Linked DNA regions of Mus musculus: all the other regions are linked to region 1. Evidence: chromatin loops called from intact Hi-C (ENCODE). Cell type or tissue: left cerebral cortex. All regions are shown on one strand. Region 1 holds the start of Cacybp (calcyclin binding protein). Region 2 overlaps Rabgap1l (RAB GTPase activating protein 1-like). Region 3 overlaps Rabgap1l (RAB GTPase activating protein 1-like).

Evidence for each region. Peaks named below come from ENCODE experiments on the same cell type or tissue, not always from the same donor. Only the 100,000 strongest peaks of a DNase experiment are listed, where the experiment ranks them.
Region 2: a loop joins it to region 1, with 4 times the contacts of the local background. A loop is called at or near these places in 8 of 42 quality-filtered maps.
Region 3: a loop joins it to region 1, with 3 times the contacts of the local background. A loop is called at or near these places in 5 of 42 quality-filtered maps.

The regions. Positions count from the first base shown.
Region 1 is chr1:160,209,888-160,217,887 of GRCm38, reverse strand. It overlaps Cacybp (calcyclin binding protein), which reads left to right and starts at 4,996. Exons shown (of 6, transcript NM_009786.2): 1 at 4,996-5,241. The coding sequence starts at 5,221. In left cerebral cortex, a CTCF peak has its summit at 4,573 (motif pointing right); DNase peaks (open chromatin) are centred at 4,921, 5,431, 5,905 and 7,121; H3K4me3 peaks cover 3,149 bases; H3K27ac peaks cover 1,993 bases.
Region 2 is chr1:160,373,694-160,381,693 of GRCm38, reverse strand. All of the region lies in intron 18 of Rabgap1l (RAB GTPase activating protein 1-like), which reads left to right. Among named protein-coding and RNA genes, the nearest start is that of Mir1927, 82 kb to the right of the region's middle. In left cerebral cortex, CTCF peaks have their summits at 3,123 (motif pointing right), 3,871 (motif pointing right) and 5,573 (motif pointing left); DNase peaks (open chromatin) are centred at 2,941, 3,103 and 3,866.
Region 3 is chr1:160,714,805-160,722,804 of GRCm38, reverse strand. It overlaps Rabgap1l (RAB GTPase activating protein 1-like), which reads left to right. Exons shown (of 21, transcript NM_013862.5): 7 at 562-672. Among named protein-coding and RNA genes, the nearest start is that of Gm37083, 73 kb to the left of the region's middle. In left cerebral cortex, CTCF peaks have their summits at 4,849 (motif pointing right) and 7,881 (motif pointing right); DNase peaks (open chromatin) are centred at 4,857 and 7,904.

The DNA of each region.
Region 1 (8,000 bases):
CATGGTGTCTCTTCATAGCAATAGAACACCAAGACAGTAATCAAGGCTGTCCTCAAGCGCCCAGCAATCCTGTTTCAGGGTTGATACTGTAGATATGAATCACCACGCCTAAGATGATTTGCTTCTATATGATATACATAGGGACTTTGTAGACAGGTAAAGAAACCAAATTGGGTTTGTTTTGTTGACACTCTTCAGATGTGAGACTTGAACTATTAAAAATGCTTCCTAAAGAAGTTGGGGTTGGAGAGATATCTTAGACATGAGAGAACTCTATTCTGAGAGTTTAAAAACTAAGCTACTAAATCCTTGAAACTGGATATGAAACAAAACATGTAAATTAAAGAAGAGTTTTTATTTGGCTCACAATTCGATTACAGTCACGTGGTCATAAGTTTTTGCTACGCTTTGAGCTCCCATGTGGCCGAATGCTTCCAGCCACCTGCTCAGGAACTCTCTGGATCCATGAATGAAACACACACACACACACACAAGCTTATTTTTTTAAATGCCTTGGCTACTCAAAGGCTAGGCACTTCTAATCCTCTACCTGCTACCCAAGGCCCAATGGGGGAAGTAGCCAGTGGCTCTAAGGGTCCCACTCTGTGCCCAGCCATTGTCCATTGGTATCTTTATTGATCGATCAAAAACCAATTGGGGACAAGGACCTTTAGTGTTTGGGCACACAGATTTCTTATTTAATCAAAGCATTAGTACCAGTCTCCAACATAGTCCCATCATTCAGGGAAGCCATGGTGGCTTTCTTGTATGGGGGAGAGATGAGTAAAGTATCTACAACTCCCAAGTAAGTAAACTTTCCTATGGGGGAGAGATGAGTAAAATATCTACAACTCCCAAGTAAGTAAACTTTCCTAACAGGAAAAAGGCTAATAAGCTTTAGGTAGCAAAAAGGTATAAAGAACAGCATGAGACTGGTGTGGGTGAAATGGATTAGTCAGCTGTGTAGTCTTTGATAATTGAACTTGGTTCACCTATACTCCCTAGTTGTTCAACCAAACACTAAGCATTGCCATGAAGTCATAATTAAACTTTATGTAGGAGAGAGCTTGAATAATCAAGGTAGGCATAGTTCTACCCATTGTAATGTCTTGAAAACAAGACAGGCTGATCCTTGCATAAGAATTAAGTTCCAACCACTTCATGTTCTCTTTTGGGGGGGAGGGGGAGAGGGAGTATACAAGAAAGGATTTCTGTGTAGGACAGCTGGCTGTCCTGAAACTCACTCTGTAGACCAGGCTGGTCTACAGATCTACCTGTCTCTGCCTTCCAAGTGCTGGGATTAAAAGCATGCACCTCCATGCCCAGCTTCAGCTCATGTTCTTCCTAGCCTCTTGTGGATAAACCATGGGGCACACTCTATCTATGATCTCCCAATCCAGTCTCCCTGTCCTAACAGGCTTTGGATTTGCTTAGCCAATTTCTAATGTGTACTTACTCTCTCATTCTCTCCTAGGAGTTCACTCCTTTTAAGTAATGAATAGACATGATCTATGTGATGACTTTGAGAGCAAGCATTCTAGGCAGTAGAAAAAGCAAATTATAGACTTGTGAGATAGAAAACTACACTAAACAGTATGCTCATGAAACAACAGAAATGCCATTGTTTAAACCAGGGAGAAAGTAGAGGTAACAGTAAAGGGTATGAGAAGTGTTTGAGTTTCTACACATTTTAAAGATGAAGTCAGCTGGACTTGCTATATATATGATATATGGCCTAAGATTGAAGATTCAATGTGACTCTTGGGCCTAAGTAAGTAAGATGATTAGGTGATGCTTCCATGGAGTACACTGAAATATTTGTTCCTATTCCAGTCATTTGTTTATTGTTTGCATACTTTAAAAATTGAAATATAAAATATATACCTGCTAGGTCATTTCACTAACTTACAGGATCTTGCTATTTTGTGCTGCTGAGTTCAAATGATCTTTGTATATTTCCATTAGCCCACTAGTAACATGACAAGGCAACATAGTATAAAGGTTCCTCCATCTTGCATTCTTGCTGAGGTCAATTTAGGTTTAATTAGAATTTGATTATCTTGATGGAAAATCCCATAGATTACCCAACACTGTTCTAGAAATCCAAGGTCAAAATGCCCCAACTAACTTTTCTTAGCTTCTGGTAAACCAGCTGCTTGTGTAAACCTTCCCTTCCAGCTAACACCACTTAGCTTTTGTTAAAATGCTAGCTTGCACAAAACTTCCCCTTGCAACTTCTGAGCTACCACGACATGGTTTTTGCCTCCCTTACTACAAACACGCAGTGCTACACTAGGATCCTAAATACCCAAGTGTAGGCCCAGCTGGACTAAAGACTTTCAATTGGCTATAAACTGCATCAGAGTAGTCATCTCTGATGGGATCTCCACAATAGTAACACTTGTCACCTTGAAAAGCTCCCTCGTAGGCCTTAGGTATAAACTACCAAACCACACAAATGTTATACTTACAGCTCATACCACTGTAACCTATACCCAAATCAAATAATAATACTGTTAGGTTTCTAAGAAATCTAGGTCTCAGTGTCTGTGAGTCCTCCCAGCACTCCTCACCCAACCCTCTACCCTAAACCTCTCCCTTTCCTGGAGTCTGGGCTTCTGTTTCCCTTCTTCCAGTTTGATCCCTGAAGGGACTCTAGCCAGCATGAGCATGGCACACGTGGCTCTGGCAGGCCTTGCTCTTTTCCCCTATACCCTCTGCCCACTGAAAACCTTTAGATCACATTTTTAAAGTCAGCCACCAAGGTCTGTTCCATTTTTGAACATTTCCTGAGGCTATCAAGGTCCAGCTATCAAAGTATTTAAATCCAGCAACAAAAAGCCCCCCTTTCCCACCCTAATAAACATGACCAATTAAAATGAAACACCTCATCCTAACAGGGCATTTGACTTTTATAAACTGCCTAAGGGCCAGTTGATACCTTTCTAACAGTCCCAGGAGATGGTGCCAAGTCAAAGGTGCTAAAAGCAGGATGTCTCCAGAAACCCAATACCCACTTAAAAGCCAGTGTTCCTCCCTTAACAAATCTGTTCTTTTTTTTTTTTTATTGTAATTGTGCTTCTTTGGGGATGCTCCTTTGTTCTCTCCCAACCTGGACTCCTCTCTTAATCAGAGACAGTCCTTTGTCCCTCTAGGACAAATAGCCCTTCACTCTCTACCTTGCTCCTTTCTGCTTCTCCTAGGCCTCTATCTGTTGCTTGTCCCACTAGAGGAAATAAATCTTTGTGTTGAGAATTTGGACTTGGGGTGTCTTGTGCCAAAACCAGTCCCTATATAACTCAACCATTTTTGCTACTTAGGTCTCTTGTTTGAGTCAGCCTCTCTTGGTCTGAGAAGGTTAGGCTGACTCCATGACAGGCTTTAAATTGACCGTTTGACTGGGTAAGGCCAGTCCGCAGAAGCTGCCTCACCACCTGGCCTGAGGCAAGGACAATGGGTCGGCACCAGTTTCCAGACTTCTTCAGCAACAGTTTTTAGTCTCCATGCCCGAGTAATGGAATGTCGATAGAAATGGGGTTAGAGGTCATCCCCTAGGGAATAAATGGAATCTCCTAACATGCATTAAATCAGGCCTTCAAGCTCACTTGGTTGACTCTTTATTTCTGGTAATGGGAGACTCCAGCACCGCTGGACTTCTGCAGAATAAAACACTCTGTGCGTTTACATACTGTTTGAGCCTAGGGTATGATTCTTAGACCATTCATGGACTCTTACAGGTTCAAGGCCCCTCTTGCTCTTATGTTGTATTTAGTCTAACAGTCATGTTCGACCTGGACCCTTCCCTCTGCCTGTCTTCCTTATAGCTACAAAAAAAAATTAAAAATAATAAAAAAAATCTTCTCCATACTTTAGAAGTAGCCATGTCCTCCTCCTTTTTATTTCACCTTTTCATAAACTTCAAAGGGTGGCACCTTTCTGTCATTGTCCACTCCAGAAAAGGATTGTTTTTATTTTTATCACTATAGGCCATGGGACTGGTGGTTTGAGACTTTTATTTAAGTTGCAACTATACACGACATACATCCCTGTCTAACTTGTCATTTTGTGCAAGTTTGTGTGAGAAGTTCGTACAGGTTGCATGCCTTAATGTTACATTAATATAAAGTGTAGTGTAGCAGCATTTTCCTTGACTTGCTGATGCTAGTAACTCCCCTAAGCATCTGTAAGCTGACAGCAGATTGCTCTACCTCCCAATGGGTACTGTTTGTTTTCTGTCTCGGTTTACTGGGTGTTATGGACGTCTCTATGCTGTCATAATTAAGATAATTTGAAAAACGGTTTTACGCTGGGGGTTTACTAATCCGGGCTGCTGCAACCCAAAGTCCTAAGAATTCCTCCACATTTTACGTGGAAATTCACTCAATCCAAACCCTGCTGAAAATACAAAATAAACCGCTAGTAAAGAGCGAAGGCAGTGGAAAACTTCGTATCAAGAGCTCATATAGGCAAGGGAGAATGGAGCGTTCGGCCACTTGAAACCGTGCCGCTTTCCACCACGGCGCCCAGAGCCAGTCAGGAAGCCCGTGCAACCTTCCTACAGTCCCACGAGATGGCGCCACGTCAACGGTGCTAGACGCAGGACGCCTCCAGAAACCCAAGGCCCACTTAAAGCCATTGTTCTACTTAGGAGCCTTCCTCCCTTAACAAATCCGTCCTTTTTTGATGGTAGTTGTGCTTCTTTGGGGGCGCTCCTTTGTTCTTTCCCGATACCTCAGAGCTGCCGAAGACAAGATGGCGGCCTGGCAACTCCGCATCGCACCAGCGGAAGCAGCCCTTCTCGAGACACTTCCTATCGGGTCCCCAAACCTTTGAAGGTTAGTTCCGGGGCTAGGTCTGGCCGCGGTTGCGAGCTGCGACTGCGCAGCCCGGTTCTGCCGGCGCGGAACGACGTCTCAATCGCTGGGGCGGAAGGAAGTGGCTGGACGCCTCCTGAGCATTCGATCGCTCGCGAGAATTGAGCGTTGCTAGGCAACCAGCCTGGGGGCGGGACTAGACTCGGAGGGGCGGGGCCTTGGGAGGCTCCGGTGGAGCCTTGCGAAGGTTCCAGAGCCGTCTCGTGCGGAGGGCGGGCCGCCGTGTCGCGCCGGGTCTGTGGAGCTCGCTGCCGGCGCTGCGACGCTCGTGGGTGGCGTGTTCGGCTTTTCCTGTCTGCTTCGGTGCACCGCTGCAGCTCCGGCCTCGGGTCTGACGCGCGACGGCATGGCTTCCGTTTTGGAAGAGGTAGGGGTCGGCCTGGACCCACCGGCTCGCGCCGCCGGGCGGCGGCTGCTTTCCCGGGGCTGATGTCCTCGGCTCTGCCCCCGTCGCGGGCCCGCGGCCTCTACGCCGCCGCCTGCCTGGGCCTGAGTGTCCCGGCCGCGGCTGGAAGGTCGGGGGTGTGTCTGGATCCCAATTTTTGGCGCGGTTCGTGGTAGGCTCGCGGGTGGCGGTCCCCTCTCTCCATTGCCTGAGGTCTTCTCGGCTCCCGGTTCCTGGCCAGGGATCAGAAACCTTCCTGCAAAGCTCTGAGCTCCGGGCCGGGGGCCATGGGAAGGAATTCCCATGCCCGCATGACTAGTCATGGTCACCGCTTTCATTTTATAGGTGGTTATACATACATTCTCTGTATTATTTCTAAACGCCCTGGACAGTGCTTATGGTTTCAGTTTTTATTTAGCAGTGCCAGTGGCGGACCTGCAGGCCTTACACACGCTAGGCAAGCTCTCTACCGTTCCGGTATACCCCCAGTCTTTATGTATAAAAGCAATTTTTAAAAAGTTACTGGGAATTGAGCAGTAGGTACGACTAGGAAATTGCCTGGCGTGTGTTTTTAGATTTGTAAAAAATGAATGTGAATGACTTGACTTTTTGGATCCTCGAGGTCTCCATAGCAAGAGTAATTGAATTGCCGGGTTTTGGCCAATACAGGTTTTATGTGATTGACATATTGTTTTCACAGAAACATTGGCTGTTAAGATTTGCTTTTCGGAAACTTCTCCCTCACTTAGAAATCATGGGCTTTAAACACATAAAAATTAGGAAGTTAAAGTATTCATCTGGGTATCTTGCGACAAGATAGGCAGGCACCACGTGCTCACTGGGAGAGTGGAGAGGGTGGCTTAACAGTTGTGCAGCATTAATTGTCTCCAAAAGAGAAGGGACTTTAGACTTGGAGCTATGCATATAGGGGCATGTTTTTCTTCTGAGATTAAAATTCACCTTATTCAATCATATTAAGATGTGAAATTCAACTTTTTCTGTCGTACAACCATCAGTGTTACCTAGTTGCAGACTATTTTCGTTTCCTTAAATAGAAATCCATTGTAGGTGCTCCATCTACTTAGGCTGGAGCCTTAGGATTTTCTAGTTCAGTCGTGGTATCAGTATGGCATTCCTTTGGGTGGTTGAATACTGTCCCATTGTACAGATGGAATTCCTACTCTTCTGTTTCTCCATCTTGCCGATTGTGATTTCTTGTAAACAAGTTTTGTTTTGTGGGCATGTTTTTAGTCCGTGTAATTGCCAAATAATAGGGAAAGTCTTAGGAAGCTACCGTTTCCACAAGAATTGCACAAAAGGTGCCATTTCTCCACACATTCACTAACATTTGTTATTTTATTGGGTGGTTTTTGTTCATATGCTAACATCCACATGAGGGTGTAGTACCACCTCATGCATTGGCTATGCATCTTCATAGCTGTGTGCATCTATTTGTGTGTGTACCTGGTGTCCAATTCCATGTCTTTGTGGAGGAGAGTTGGGTTCTTCCATTTTGAGCAGTTGGGTGGGAGTAGGTCTCACTGAGTACCCCTCACTTGGTCTTTGAGATACACTTGCCTCCAGAGTGGCAGAACTAAAGGCATGTGCCACCAGGCCAGACCGAGCCCCTATTTAACAACTGGGAAACAGATTCAAAGGGAGATAAATGTTTATGTATAGAAAACAAATGCATGCCAAGAAGGCAAGAAAAAGTGGACAGGAAACTGTTCTATCTAATCCCAGTCAGAACCTACACTGTCAGTGGTTTCTGGGCTGTGAATACAAAAATCAAGCAATGGTTCTCCTGTAGGTCGCATCAGTTGGTATCTTACTAAAGAGTCCATTAGAGCGAAAACTGGGAGGGCCTGGGAATTCTGCCATGAGTCAGCTCAAAAAAAAGATTCCCATTCCAGTTTAAAGCAAAACCTTTTCCTTTCTCCGTTTGTTAAGTAAAGCTCTGTCCTAGGAATAAGTACTTGCTTTGCTTTTAATATTTTTTTTTATTATGCTGATATTTAGAATCTGTGGTAAAGTCCCACCAACCCACTTTCACCAACAGTGGTACTTGATAATCCATATGAATTTTGAAACCACTGAAAAACTTTGAATGAAATATCTTGATTCTAAATTCAAAAGATGAGTGACAGTTTTGCAGTTTTGGATCTTAGAGTCAAGTTTCCTTGGGATTGTAGACCGGAGTTTCACTGTTGTGCTTTTTATAAACTGTTAGGAAATCATAATATAATGGCCACAGAGTAATGAGCTATTTGAGCTATTTTTTTTTTTTTACTATCTAATATCTAGCATTTAAAATATTTTAAAATTATTTTTTATTTCTTGAAATTATAATAAATATAAATATAATAAATCATTTCCCTCTTCCTCCCTCCAATCCCTGCCATTTGCACTCTTTCAATTTCATAGTTTCTCTGTCTCATTTTTTTTTCATTGTTGCATACATAGTCTGTGTGATGTTACTAGTAGGTAAGCTCAGGGCTGACCGTTTGGTACTGGGCTCTTCTGGGGAAGACTTTCTCCTGCCCTCAGCCTCTCTTTGGAGCCTGTTCTTGTGTAGAGTAGTGACACCCTAGGCTTTCCTTGTCCACATTAGCATATCTATTGTCATCTTTGTTCAGTTCAAGTTTAGGCTTTCTCGCTGAGATGTTTTTGGGTGGGTGTAACCTCTGCTTGCTAGGAGTCAAAGTCTTACAACAAGCTCCTTGATCCTCTAGCTCTTAAAA
Region 2 (8,000 bases), 160 kb before region 1:
CAGGGCACTCACAGGTCACAGGTCAGCCTGTCACATTGGAAGCTAGCATGCTCTTATAGCATTCTGTGGAAAAAAACAGAAACTTTGCCCCCTTCCCCCCATATTAAGTATCTCAACAGGATCATGGCATGTGCCAATAAGTGGATCATTTTCATCTGACCTAGACATGATTATGTCTAGTTTTTAAAAATAAAAATGTGATTTAAATAATGTGCACGGGGATATAATTTCTCCCCTTCTTTGTTTTTTAAGAAGGTATAGTTTTTAAAGTTCTACAATACCTTGGCTTTGAGAATTATAAAATATCTCAGTAACATGTGTAACATTAAATTGTTGACAAAACATCTCTTGGAGGTTTTGAAAATAAAAATCTTGAAGCAAATAAATTTCTCTTTCTTAGATTTTTCTGTAACTAAAATCCTAAATATAAAAATATATTGTCTCTGAATCTTATGGAGCAATAACTACTCCCCAGAACTTTAAACTTCCCTTTAGAGGTGTGGCACATCTGTGAGCCTGTGACAGAGAGGATTGTCCTGTAGAGTGTTGAGATGCTCTTGGGACAGCTATCCTCTTGTGTACACAGCTATCCCTTGGCTTTTTTATGTTATAGTAATTCCCCTTGCTCCAAGCTACTTTACACATATGTTCTATTTCTAACTGAACTGCAAATTAAAAAAAAAAAAAGTTTTACTCCTCTCCTTTCTGTCTCCCAATTAGCACTGTAAATGCTGAATTAGCAGTCTGGACGCCTTGTAGCCTTGAAGGTCCCTCTTTAAGGACACTCTTCATTCCTTTGGTGATAACTAGCTTTTTTGTGGTAAATATTTGAGAGGAATTATTTTTTTAAGGGCAGAATTTAGGAAGACACAACAGTTGATTGCCACCAAGCATGATGACCTGAGTTTGACCCCTGGGAACCATATGGTAGAAGGAAAAACCAACTGTAGCAAGTTGTTCTGTGACCTCTATAAACCTACTGTAGTATACATACAAGTTGCCCTCCACAAATAAAAAATAAGTAAGAAAAACTTAGAAATTTCCTCCAAGGTTGGTTGCATAATTGCTTTGAGACGGAGGTGAGTTACAACTTAATTGTGGCCTAAACACATGGCAAAGGTTTCTCATCTAGGAATGGCCAGAAAGCAGTGAAAGACAGAAAAGGGTCCAGCCAGGGCTACAGCCCCAACCAGTCTACTTTTTCAGCAGGCCTCGCTGCTGAGAGTTTCCACAGCCCTCTGAGGCAGGATAGAAAGTCTTGGTGACAGGAGAAGGGGAAGAAGCCCCTCCCGCAGAGTCCACCTGAAGCCCCCACCAGCAAAAGTGGCAAGGATTCCAGCGCAGTAACCAGCGCTTACAGCCCTTCCCAGCTCTAAACCTGCCAGAGCTCCGTGAAGGTGTCTCCTGAGCAACCCTGGAATCTCACTTGTTGGAAGAGAGCAAAGGAAGGATTTCTTACCAGGCTTTCTGAGATATACTTAAGAGCCTCCTAATGACTAATTAGGTGTCGATGACTATTTCTAACTGATTAACTGTGGCTGTCTCTTGAGGAGCCTGTATCACATTTGAGTATGATTTGCTTTCTTCACCTCTCTCCAGCAAGCCCACACCCATGCTATTCACTGTATTTCCCGGCTTTCCCTCCTGACCCTCCTGCGTAAGACTATATTAAAATACCTCTAATAGGTCTCCTACTCTGCTGACCCGTCCAGCAGGTCCAGTTATTCGAGCGTCTCGAGGGGACCTTCTCCTAAGAACCAAATGGGGTGTAGAGAGAGACTAGAACCTTGTGCAATGAACGACACATGGAAGCAGTCTGAGTAGCATCAAAGTCCCAATGTATTAGCAAGGCTCAAGGTTTAAATGCACAAGCAAAAGGGGAAGTACTTCTCAGCAGGAGGGATGGGGCAGCGGAAATTTTTCTTTTGGCGACTACACGGGGAAGCAGGAACTTGGCAGTATCAGGGTACATCTTGAGGTCAGGACATCCAGCGCTGACTTAGGGCTGGAACAATCTGTGGTTGTTCTCGGAGCGGTGCGTCGGTGGCCAGCTTTTGACCCCCTTTTCTTCTTGTGGGGAGAGGCCCAATTCAGAGATCAGGACAATAGTGTTGTCTTAATAGCTCCCAACACTCTGCTTAGTTGTAAAGTGGCTAATCCCGAAATTATTTTTTTAGTGTTGGTACTACAATTCTGGTTTGGCTTGAGTTGACACCCCTAAAGCTTAGGGGAGCTCTTACTGCTGAGGGGAGCATATGAATCTGTTTCTGTTCTCTCAGTGATGACAATCAAATAGTGCCTTCAAGTTATATATATAATGATTGATCCATTAACTAGGTCAGAGCCATGTGTTCCAGTCTCTCTCAATGATTACATGTACCACGTGAAATGAAGGCTTCCACGTGAGCCTTTTGTGGGGGATACTTCATATCCAAACCACAATAACCTTACGGCCTGTCTCCCACAGAGTAGGAGGATATGGACAAAGTGGAGCTAAGTGTGGTCTCTACCTAATTTTCAACAGAATCCCCATTCCCGTTTGATGTAGCCTTTGCTGCCCACATTCCTATCAGTTTTCTGGTCTTCTAAGCCCTCACTTGAATGACTCATTAAGCTCTGCTTACATCATTCTAAGCTCTCTCTAGATCCTCCAAACTTGTCCATATTCCTCCTGCAAAGTAATCGCCCATTGTCCATCATATAGTAATGGTAATGACCCTACTTCTTAGAAACAATTCTCTGTCGGCCAGCCTTCAGGCATTGTAACAAATACTGGGATGATTATAAAGAGAAACTATTTAGTTTTGATCCTAATGTGTACTAGTCCATAACTGATTGGTCCTGTTGCTTTTGAGCCTGTGGTGAGGCAGCACCACATCACAGCCAGAGCCTTTATCAGCAAAACTGCTAGCATCAGAGCGGGAAAGAACAGGAGAGTACAGGGAGCGGGACCCCAGTCTGCTTCAGCAGCCTATCCTTGGTGTCCTAAATATTCCAGTAGGTTCTATCTCTTAAAAGATACTGCTCTCTGAGGACCAGGCCTCTGGCATACACTTTTTTTTTTTTTTTAAGATTTATTTATTTATTATATATAAGTGCACTGTAGCTGTCTTCAGCCTCACCAGAAGAGGGCATCAGATCTCATTACAGATGGTTGTGAGCCACCATGTGGTTTCTGGGATTTGAACTGGAAACCACTGGAAGAGCAGTCAGTGCTCTTAACAGCCAAGTCACCTCTCCAGCCCCTGGCATACATGTTTTGAAGGGTCATTCTGGATACAAGAATAAGGCATAACCCATCCTCTGTTAGTGTCTTTATATGGCCAAAGGAGAAATAAAGAAATGGACTTACTAGAGTGCCAACAGTTACAGAATTAGGAGCTGTTTGTGAGAAGTACAGGGACACATCATACACACACACACACACACACACACACACACACACACACACACACACACACAAGTTGTTTAGCACCAGACTGATGAGTTCAGTATTCCTTTGACCTACCAAAAGATAATTCCCACTTCCCATCCTGCTGCCCTTGAGAAGGACTAACGTGTTGCAGATGTTCGCCTGCATTGTAAAACCTTGCTTGAATACCATATGTGTTAGGAGAGGCACACATGCTAAAACTGGCAGTGAATTTTTCATCTCCTTGGCATTTGAAGAAGTACTTTAGAATTCAGAGTTCTTGTTTCTGTGCTCAGATATGGTGGCATAAGAAAAATTGAAGATTTGGTTGTATTTTCTTCAGTGTTTTAGTTAGATTGGAAAGCCCTGGGTTGGAGAGGAAACTGCAGTGGCTTTTGCTTGCAGCTCAGGTTTTTTGATTGTTTTTTCCTTTGCTGAAGGAACGGCTGCTCTCCTGCTGGTGGCAGCAGGGCTCTATGCATGCATAGCCATGGAAATGGTTTAACTACAGCACTGCTTACCTCCTCTAGTTTGTGTCTTCCGCATTCAACATCTCTCTGTATTTTAAGTACTTTATATTTTAATCTAATGTACCCTCCGTCTTTATGATAGATTCATGCTAAAAACAAACGAACAAATACAGATAGAGCTTGTAGTTACTGTAGAATTCTCAGGTAACTTTGTTTCAGAAGTAATGCATGCTGTGAAGTAGGGATCAGTATTAGGGAAGCCGGCATCACAGTGCGTGCCATCTAACTTTAAGTGTACTGAGGCAATCGTTCCTTGTTTAGTTCTCATCAGGCATCCAAAGTGCCCGGAATCAAGGGGAGCTTTTAGTAAGCCTGACCTTGTTTCAAGCAGCCAGTAATTCATTTGATCTCAGTGTACCTTAAGAAATATGAGATCATTTGGCAGAGACAGACTCAAACCTCCCTGCCCCACTTTTGTGAGTAAAGTAAATTCTAAGCATAAATTCATTCAAGCTTTCAACCCCCTACTTAAAAAACCTTTCGTCTTTATCTTCCACTTCTGTGTACCATTCTGCCTGTTAGTGTGGATATGTTCAGCATTCGTTCCATGGTCAACTACCCACATATGTTCTTGGTCCTGTCTTCTCTGCCTCACTTTCAAGAAGCCTATCAGAGTAGGTTGCCTCAGGTATTCAACAGACATTCTGAAAGCTCCTATTTTGTTCAAGTCCTAGGTTAGCAGTGTATGGTGAGGTAAGGGCTAAGATCTGGTGTTGTGAAGTTGTTGTAGTTGTAGTGGAAGAAGGTGGTGAGTGTACAATTATAGTTGTCCTGTCTTTTAGGGAACTTGTGGGCCAGTCACAGTGCCACACTCCTTTAATCCCAGCACTCAGGAGGCAGAGGTGGGCAGAGCTTCACTCCAACCTGATCTCCATAGTGAGTTACAGGCCACCAGGGCCACCTAGTCTCAAAAAAAAAAAAAAAAAAAAAAGTAAATATAGGTATAAGGTTGGCAACCTAAAGACAGGTTGCCAGCTTTATTCTGGGAATACCAGGAAAGATTTTTTTTTTAATTAAAGATCATAAGTAAACTAAACAGAGACTTTTAGACAGGAATAACAACATGCAAATGTTCACAAAAGAAGACATTCAAATAGTGTATAAATATTCAGCATCTCTAGCCATCAGAGAAATTAAAATTAAAACTACTTTGAGATAACATTCAGCTCAGATTGGCCATCATTAAGAAAAACAAATGAAGGGCTGGAGAGCTGGCTCAGCAGTTAGAACAGTGGCTGCTCTTCCAGAAGATTCAGGTTCAATTCCCAGTACATAAACTGTGATTCATAGCCATCTTTAACCAGTTCCAGGGGATCCAACTCCCTCTTCTGATTTCCACAGGCATGCACATTCAGCACAGACATGCATACAAGCAAAACATTCATAAAATAATGCAAAATATTTAAAAAACAGGAACAAGTAATATGGGGATATGGGGAAATAGTAACCTATAGTCCACTGTTGTAGCTGTTACGGCTATCAGTGTGAAGGGATCTGAAAAAAAAACCAAAAATAGGATTGGAGAGATGGCTCAGTGGTTAAGAGTACTGATTGCTCTTCCAGAGGTCCTGAATTCAATTCCCAACAACCCCATGGTAGCTCACAACCATCTGTAATGGGATCTGATGCCCTCTTCTGGTGTGTCTGAAGACAGCGACAGTGTACTTACATACATGAAATAAGTAAATCTTAAAAAAACAAAACAAAAAACTAAAAATAAAACTGTTAGATGACCCAGCTGTAGCACTCCTGGGCATGTGCTCAAAGGACTCCACATCCTATTACAGAGATATGTGCTCATCCTTGCTGCCTTCACTGTAGCAAGGAGATGAAATTGGGCTAGATGCACATGGACAAAATTGATTATGAAAATGTTATAAATACAATGGAGTTTTATTCTGCCTTAAAGGAAACTGGATTGGGCCCGGCAGTGGTGGCCCATGCCTTTAATCCCAGCACTTGGGAGGCAGAGGTAGGCAGATTTCTTAGTCTGAGGCCAGCCTGGTCTACAAAGTGAGCTCCAGGACAGCCAGGGCTATACAGAAATCCTGTCTCGAAAAACCAAAAAAAAAAAAAAAAAAAAGAAACTGGACTTATGAAAATTTTTGAAAAATTAATGGAACTGGAAAATACTGTGTTAAGTTAGAGAACCCAGATTCACAAAGACAAATACTCTGTGTTCTCTCATACATGACAATCTTAACCTCCATCTGTTAGATATATGTGTTCAGGACAATGGAGGCCAAGAAATAGAAAGGAGTCTTAGAGTGGGGAAAGTGAGAGAGAGGATTTAAGAGAGAACACAAGGAAAGCAACAGAACAAAGTGGAAGCAGGCATGAGCAGGGAGGCGGGGGGGGGGGGGGCAAGAGTGCAGCAGGGAAGGGGAGACAACGAGGGAGAGCATCAACCACGGGGAGTATGAAAACCACCTGTGCAAACTGCTACTCTGTAAACTCAGCTAAGTAAAATATATAAGAATAAAATAAGTTGTTAGGGAAGCTGGCCAGGCTGGATCCTTTGCTGTGAGGTGCTGAGGTCTTTATACTGCTGCTGTCAATTTGTGCTTTTCATCTGAAACTAGATTTTTTTCAAATTTTTTTATTTATGTGTGTGAGTGCTTTGGCTACACATATGTCTGTGCACTGCACGTATACATGGTCCATGGAATCCAGAAAATGGCCCTGGATCTCCTGGAACTGGGGTTGTGAATGTGTATAAGCCACCTAGAAATCCCATTTAAAAGCATGTTTGAACGTAACCAGTGTGCTGTAGATTTCTAATGCACACATGCACTATGCTTACTCTATCTTATTTACACACACACACATATTCACACATTCACAGAGAGAGAGAGAGAGAGAGAGAGAGAGAGAGAGAGAGAGAGAGAGAGAGAATATGTTGAAGCTATTCAGAGAACAGCTGACCTCTGTTATATAATTTTATTTGACTTGTACTATTGTGATATCAATTGATTCTCAAAGTGAGTCATCAGATTGTTGGTTGCATCACTTAGTCTATTGCCTATTGAAAAGTAATGCTAGTAATCCACACAGATAAAGAGGGTCATGACAGCTTATTGATCACTGTCAGTCTTTAACCAAAGTCCTAATTGTGTAATGATGGTGTACATTCCAGCATTTACAGTTTGTGAGGTGCACCTAAATGCCTTTTATGCAGTTGTTACAAATAATTGCAAGGGCCCTGTTTCCTACTAAGTACCTGAAGTGTACTAGATTCTGTGTCAAGCACTTTTGAAATGATCTTCCTGATCTTACATTTAATACAACCTAAGATTCACCATTTTAATGATTTTCCTGTGTGCAGTTTCTCTCTTGATGGCATTCCCATTCCCATACAATGCTAGCAGTTATCCCCAGTCTTCTTCATTGTCCCCAGCAGAGATGTGTAGGTCTTGCTCCTCTGCCTTCCCAGTCACCATTCTGTATCCAGTCTGTACCCTTGACTGTTTCAGGTACTTAGTATGTATGATGGCAGTGCTTGTGCCTTTCGCATAGAATAATAGCTAGCCCTTGATTCTAGCAGTCTTAGTACTGTTGGAGTGGAGTTTCATGAGTTAGTGTATGGTCTCAACTGGCTCAAGGCATAGGTCCATCTAGGCAAGTTATACAACAGAACCACAGTTGCGTCTGTCTTCCTGTGGAGCTAGTGTTTGCAACCTTAAGCTATGGTGTGTGTGCATGTTTTAAATCTTACAGATACTCTATAAAAAAAGAGACTTTATGTCTCACATGATACACCTAGTAACTCTCAGTCAAAATTCTCTGCCTTTTCATCTTGTACAGCAGGAAATTCTGAGACTGTAGTAAAATCAACCTGTTTCACAAGTGTTGCTTTTATATGACAGTGAAAAGAAAGCTTCTAGTGAAATTATTTAAAGGCTATACATATAAGATTGCCCCAATTAAAAAAAATGTCTCTGGTTGACTAGGATAGAGATAGAGAAACCCAGAGCCATTATATGAACAAATAATTGAATTCAGCCTGCTGAACTCACTGGCACAAAGGATCATAAAATTAAAATACTCTCTGCTCTTGG
Region 3 (8,000 bases), 500 kb before region 1:
AAATTTCTAGAAACTATGTTGCTAGTTATAAAATTGTTATCTATCTGTATGAAGTGAGATTCAATATGTCTTAAGAATATAGTGTTCTTGGGCTGGAGAGATGGCTCAGCAGTTAAGAGCACTGACTGCTCTTCCAGAGGTCCTGAGTTCAAATCCCAGCAACCACATGGTGACTCACAACCATCCGTAATGAGATCTGACTCCCTCTTCTGGAGTGTCTGAAGACAGCTACAGTGTACTTACATATAATAAATAAATAAATCTTAGAAAAAAAAAAGAATATAGTGTTCTCACTGTGCTGTGCTGGTGTATGCCTTTAATCCCAGCATTAAAGGAGGCAGAGGCAAGCTGGATCTGTGAGTTCAAGGCCAACCTGGTCTACAGAGTTGAGTTTCAGGCCACCCACATGGAGAAACAAAAACAAATAAAAACAAACAAGCAAACAAATGAGAACCTCAAAGAATATAGTATTCTTGGTTTAATACCTTGTTATTTGGTTCTTATTTTAGAATGTTACAACCTTTTTCTGTTACTAATTTTTGTTCTTTTTAAATATTTCAGTCCCGTGCCTAAGGATAGAGATAAATTTTATTTCAAAATAAAGCAAGGAATAGAGAAGAAGGTTGTGATTACAGTTCAGCAACTGTCTAACAAAGAATTAGCTATTGAGAGGTAAGTACTTGTCCTTTCATCATACCTCACCCTGGTATTGGCACTGCTAATGTGCTTCAGATTGGATCTCTGTTGTACTGTTTATGTTTCTACCACACCAACATCCCTCCTCCCTCCCTCTCACCCCTTACTGCCCTTACAGATCTCCTCCTACTGATTCAGCCCTTTGGTTCATACCACCCTTTTTTGTTTAACACTTATTTACATCTAGGGAAAGCAGTTATTTAATCTTGTATCTTCTAAAGATATATATTTGGTATTTGTGTGTGTGTGTCTTTGTCTCTGTGCATATGTGCATATGTGCATGTGTGCATGTGTGCATGTGTGTGGAGGCCCCAGTCTCAGGTATTGTTCCGGAATCCTCAGGTGCTGTCTACCTTTGAGGCAGGGTCTCTCATTGACCTGGAGCTTGTTGGTTAGGCTAGGATAGCTGACCCCTGAGCCCTAAGGATCTGTTTCTCTCCATGTCCCCAGGCTTTGTAATAATGTACATATTACTGTACTTGCTTTTTAAATTATTGATTATTTTATTTATTCACATTTCAAATGTTGTTCCCCTTCCTGGTCTTCCAAAGGGAAGTTCTCCACCCCTCTCCCTGTTGCTTTAAGAGGGTACTTCCCACCCACCCACACACTCCTGCCTCACCCCTCTAGCATCCTACGTTGGTGCAACAAGCCTCCACATGGCTCCTCTCCCATTGATTCCAAATGAGGCCATCCTTTGTACATACATAGCAGGAGCCATGGACCCACCCATGTATACTCTTTGGTTGGTGGTTTAGTTCCTGTTGGTTTTCCTGTGGGGTTGCAATCCTCTTCAGTTCCTTCAGTCCTTCCCCTAACTTTTCCATTGGGGTCCCCAGGCTCAGTCCCATGGTTAGCTGTGAGTATCTGCATCTGTCTTAGTCAGATGCTGGCAGAGCCTCTCAGAGGACAGCCATACCAGGCTCCTGTCTGTAAGCACATCTTGGCATAAGCAATAGTGTCCAGTTTTAGTGTCTGTTGATGGGATGGATCCCAAGGTGGGGCGGTCTCTGGATGGCTATCCAGAGACCATACTTGCTTTATAACCTTGGTTTTGGGAATCAAACTCAGGTCTCGTATATATGCTGTCAGCACTTTACTGATTAAGCTATCCTTACAGTCCAAAGGATATGTGTGTTTGTGTGTGTGTGTGTGTGTGTGTGTGTGTGTGTGTATCTATTTAATCAAATTTTTGGGTTCCATTTTTTGTTTGTATGGTGTTTTGCCTGCCTTTGTGCCCTTGCACCATATAAGTACAGTACCCAAGGGAGCCAGAAGAAGGCTTCAGATCCTGTGGAGCTGAATGAGTTATAGACGGTTGTGAGATGTGATGTGGGTGCTGGGAACTGAACCCAGGTCCTCTGCAAGAGCAATAAGTCTGATTTCTTCACTGTTAATGTTTCCCCACTTATAACAAGTAAGTAATTTGTAAAGGGACATTTTAAGACTACAAAGAAGACAAAAAAAAAAAAACTAAAAAACAAAAAAACAAAAAAAACAAAACCAAAACCAAAAAAGCCCAAACCAAAACTTCCAACAACCCAAACACTGATCCTTGTTAAATGTCCTTTTTGACTTAGCATTCATTTGTGGCTCATTTCTGTTTCAGTTAGCTTAAATAGAGTAACCTTGATGAATGTTTGTGTAGTTGAGTACCATATTATATTTTCTTTACTAACTTGGTTAAACATTTACTTTGAAAATAAAATAGAAACTAATAACAGGAGTGTTACATTTGCCTATTACATTTGTGAAATAATTTTATTCATCCTCTTCAGTAACGTTCAGTTTTAGTGTCTGTCAGCACTAGGCTTCTTAGAGCACATATATTTTTTCCAGAGCACAACATCTCAACTTCTGCTGCTTAAATTATTTGAGAGAAACCTTTTGAATTATTATATGTTATTATTATCAGACATTTTCCAAAGATTTATACATGTTAGGATAATTGATTTTAAAAGTAATTCTATATTTCACCACCTACTATATTGTTTTTTTTATTATTTCTTTTCCTTCTTCCTCCTCTTTTTGTGATAGAGATTGAAGCCAAGACCTTGTAAGTGTTAGACAAGTACTATTCATGATCTATCAGTCTTTCTGTCTGTCTGTCTATCTATCTATCTATCTATCTATCTATCTATCTATCTATCTATCTATCTATCTATCTATCTATCATCTGTCTTTGAGATAGGATCCCGTGTACACTAGACTGATATTGAGCTGTATGTAGTTAAACATGACCTTGGATTTACTGATCTCCTTGCCTCCTCTTCATAAGTGCTGTCATTACTGGCAGGTGGTACCATAACAGGCAACCTCTATTCTTTATGTTCTGAGTATGGGTGTTTTGCCTGCATATATGCCTGTGTATGGTACCACTGGAGGCCAGATGAGGGTATCAGACCACCTAAACTAGAGCTTACAGATATTGTGATCTGTCATGTGGATCTGGGGAATTGAACCCAGGTCCTTTGGAAGATAATTAGTGCTCTTAACTGCTAAGCCACGTCTCCTAATCCCCTATTTCTTAGATTTACTTATTTTTACTTTATCTGTATGAAATGTTTTGCTTATTGTATGTCTCTGCACCTTGTCGATGCTGTGTGTGAGGTGCCAAAAGAGGGTATTGGATTCCTTTGGAACTGGTGTTCTATAAGGTTCTTAGTGGCTGAAGAGGCACTGGGAATTGAACCCATGTCCTCTTGAAGAACAGTTAATTCTTTTAACCATTGAACCATCTCTCCAGCCCTCTATTTCCTTATACATTGACAAAGAGAAATTATATATGTTTGAGACTACATAAAATTTATTACAGAATGATTATTTTAATATAGCAATATTTCCTCAACCTTTAAGATAACTGTTTTGCTAGTGTGCTCCACATATACCATTGCGTTCATGTACACGTGCTGCTGTCATATCCACTCTATCACCTTCTCTTGATGCCCTCTCATCTTGTTTTGCTCCTTTTCCCAAATACTTCCCTTTATACTTTTATGCTACTCTCACTGTAAGTTACGACTCCACTGTGTACAGTTTCTTTGTCCAGTCATTCAGTGCAGGTTCCTAGGCATACTCTAAAACTTGGTTATTATGAATAGTACTGCAGTAAGCATGGGCATGCAGGTATCCCTGTTCTGACCCCTTCATTTCCTTCTGAGTCTACACTAGAGTGGTGCAATGGGAGTGGGCGGTAGTTCTGTTTCTAGTTTTGTGAGGAACTGGTAGTGATTTCTCTAATGGCTATACTAACTTGCATCCCTCCTCAAGCGTGAATGAGGAATTTGCACCTTAACTCTCCCATCTTTGACAGCATTTATTTCTTGTCTTCTTGGTGCTAGCCATTCATTTTACCTGGACTAAGATGGAATCTCAGTTTAGTTTTTATTTGTGTTTACTCTTAAAGGCTGCTGCTCATTTTCTCATGGACTTAATGGTTATTGTACTTTATTTGAGGACTGCTTGGGTCATTTGCTCATTCACTTATTGGGTTATTTGTTCTGGCTTTTAGGTTTTATTTTCTATATGTTTTGGAAATTAATCTCTTGACACACGGATAACTGCTTAAACTTCCTTTGGTACTTGTCACCCTTACCGAAGCTTCTTAATGTATGCAGTCTCATCTGTTAATCCTCGCTATTATAGTCTGGGCTAATGGAGTTCTAGTCAGGAAGTCATTGCCAATCCTTTTATGTTGAACTGTTTTCTGCTTTTTTTCCCCTAATAACTCAAAATTATAAGGTCCTTTATCCATTTTGAGTTGATTCCTATAACAGGTAAAATAAGATAACTATCTTGATGATAATCTCATACTTTTAGCTATGGGTTATAATTAGTAGTGGTTAATAAATTCATTCAAATTATTTCATTTCTCTTCTCTTCTCTTCTCTTCTCTTCTCTTCTCTTCTCTTCTCTTCTCTTCCTCTTCTCTTCTTTTCAAAGGTGATTTTCTTAGTATATGGGAATTGGCTTGAACTTGCTTTAGGCTGAGTTTTGATCAAACAATTATTCCTTTGGCAAAATTATCTATGATATGGGAGATTTTTGAAAATACTTAGTTTAACCTGTTTTCAAAAGAAACAAAACCTGCCTCTTATTATGCCAAATGTATTTAATGCCTTTAAATCATAAACTGTAAATGGTAGAATTCGATTATTCCGGTAGGTGGCAGTCTCATCAAGAGAATTCTTAACACTGGAATCTACACAGGTACTAACAGTCAATTTGTAATAGAAAGACAGTTGATGTGAAAGAATATAGTTCAGATTACATAATATGAGCGTTTTTTGTCAAAGAGAAAATAAAATTTGTTTAAAAAATATATCAAGGTAAAAATATGAAATCTCCATTATATTCCAAAGTAGAAAGAATAACACATTAAATCCCAGGTGCACACAGCACCCATCTAGAATTCTAATTTTTAGGTTTTTTTTAATACTTCAGATTTAATAGGAAACAAGCTACTTCTTTATTTTTTTTCAATCACAGGCACCTCATATAGTGATATTTCATATATTGATATACTGCTGCTGTCTCTCTCAGCCCCTTTATCAGAAACTACTATTTTGTTTATCTCAGCTCCTAGCACAGTACTTGAAATACAGAGTCTTATAGTTAGGTAGTTGAATCTTACTTAAGCCTTCTCTTCTGTGTGCTGTTGTAGGCAGTGTGACCTATGGAGTGTAGGTGCTGTGATTGTGTATGTTTCACTGCTGAGGCATGGAGGTTTGACAGTCGTCAGACGGATGATTCTGAGTTGAGACGTTCTACTACTAAAATTCATGTTTCTCTTTCCTGCTTCGTTTTGAAAAGATAATGGAGTATATAAAATTTTATTGGCTAAATGTTTTGAAACATGAAATACATTATTTAACTCTGTCTGTACTGTACTATATTTTAAAAGAAGAGAAATGAGAACTGCTCCCTGTCTCCACAATATCTGTTGTATTTTCCTTTCCTGACTTACCCATGTTGACATATAAATGTGACATATGAAGCTGTAAGACCTGAGGGAAGAGATGTTACTGCACTGTTCTGTTTCTAGGGTTATCTTCTTGTGTGTTGCTTACATTTTTCTTGGCCATTCTCAATTTTTATTTTTAAATTTTTTGTTTGTACATATATGTATGACTGATGTTTGAATATGTGTACGCAGCAGAGTCATGGAAGTGGCTTTCTCCTTCCACCTCTGTGTGACTCCCAGGATAGCATGTCTTGGGATAGAATGAAGGTTGTCAGCTGTGGGTTTTGAATGAGATATCTCCAATAATATCAGGCATTTGAACACTTGATTCCCAGTTGATGGTTCTGTTTGGGAAGTTTAGGGAGGTTATGTTTGTTGGAGGAAGTATATCACTGGATGCTAGCTTTGAGAGTTTAAGGGCTGCTGTTGTTTCAGGTTGTCTCTCTCTGCTTTGTGACTCTGGTTCAAGCTATGAGCTCACAGCTCCCCTCTACTACTGCAATGCCTTCACTGCATAATCACAGAATTAGCTCTCTAGAGTCATAAGACCAAATAAACTCTTTGTTCTTTAAGTTGCCTTAGTCCTGGTGGTTCATTACAGTGTCACAAAAGTAAATAATACCAATGCTGTTATCAGAGTGGGCTATTGCTGTGACAGACCTGACTGTGTTGTGTTTCTGAGAAATGTGGAAGACTTTGAATGTTGGAGTCAGAACACAATTGAACACCATAGAGGAGCTTACTGGGTCATTATGATGGGAGCTTGGAAGACAGTAGTGCTGTACATTATTCCCTGCCAGACAAATATGTGGCAAAGGTTTTCTCTCAGCTTGTAGGCAGTCTCTTTATGTTGGTAATCATTTTTAATTTTGATTTAATTTGTATTTAATTTTTATATAGTCTCATGTATAATCCATGCTGGTATGTGTTGGACTGTTAGAGTCATATTCAGGAAGTTTTTTTGCCTTTACCTATATCACTCTCTTGTTTGTGTCTTTGAAACACATTCTTTCACTTCCTGTCGCACTGCCTGACTTGGGACTCACTGTGTAGATCAGGATAGCTTTAAACTTACAGGAATTCTCCTGTCTCAGCCTTCTGAATGCTGATAAAAATGTATACTCAACAGCTATTGTATGAAATGTTTTCAGTATATTCATTGTCTGATTGCTTTGTTCCATGACTCAGTTTACATGTTTGCTTGTGGATTTTCTTTTTAAATGATTTGTCCACATAGAAAAGTTCAAGTCTGACCCATTTACTATACTTAAGTATCCTTCTCCCTTTATATTTAACAATGCGTACTTTTATGTGTTTGGAAAACACGGTTACATGTGTTGCCTCTTGTTGACTTGGCCCTTTTATCAATAATGAACTTCATTAACTCTTTACATCTTCTCGATGTTTACTTTCTCTGAAATTATTGCTATTGTTGCTCATATTTTGTGTTCTCTCTCTCTCTCTCTCTCTCTCTCTCTCTCTCTCTCTCTGTGTCTCCGTCTCCCCCCCCCCCCCACATTTTTTCTAGCCCTTTACTCTCAGTCTATGCTTTTCTTTGCCTACAACTAGGATTGTGCCACCACGCCTGGCTTATGTAATGTATTCTTATATGCTGATTAATGTCTTAAGAGTTCATTTTATTGTTGATAATTTGTTTGTTTGTTTTGGATTGCCATTTGAAATAGGTCTTACTATCTATCCCTGGTTGGCTAGGAACTTATAGTGTAGACCAGGTTGGCCTTGAACTAACAAAGATTCATCTGCCTTTGCCTATGACCAATGGGATTAAGAGTCTGTGCTCCCCTGCTTGGTGGAGTAAACTAGAAAACAATCCTTAGTTTGAAAATGTATAGATTTAGAGGAAATTGTATCAACATTACAAAGAGGTTTCATGTGCAGGTATCCAATTCTCACCAGTGGAAACCCTTGCATAGCTATAGTTCAGTATCACAAGTAAGAAATTGACATTAACAAAATCTGCAGACCTCAGACCTCTTTTAATTTTTTTTTTTTTTTTTTTTTGGTAAACAGCATCCTACTATGTTATAGTACACATTTCTCAATTTATTGGTTTAAATATTTGTGTAAACTGTGAAATCTTTATAGTATTCTATATGTCATTTGTCAGTTTATTCTTGTCTCCAAATCTCTCATACCTGATTCATGGAACTTTAGACAGTTCTCCTTTTCCAGAAAACACAATATTCAACAGTGGCAGTAGAGGGTGCTGGAGGGACACTTCAGGGAGAAAGTGTGTTCCCCTTCTGATGTGCTGTGATTATTTTTCTTGTTTTTGCCACAGATCTGGGAATGATGCTGGATGCTAGTTGTACATGCATGC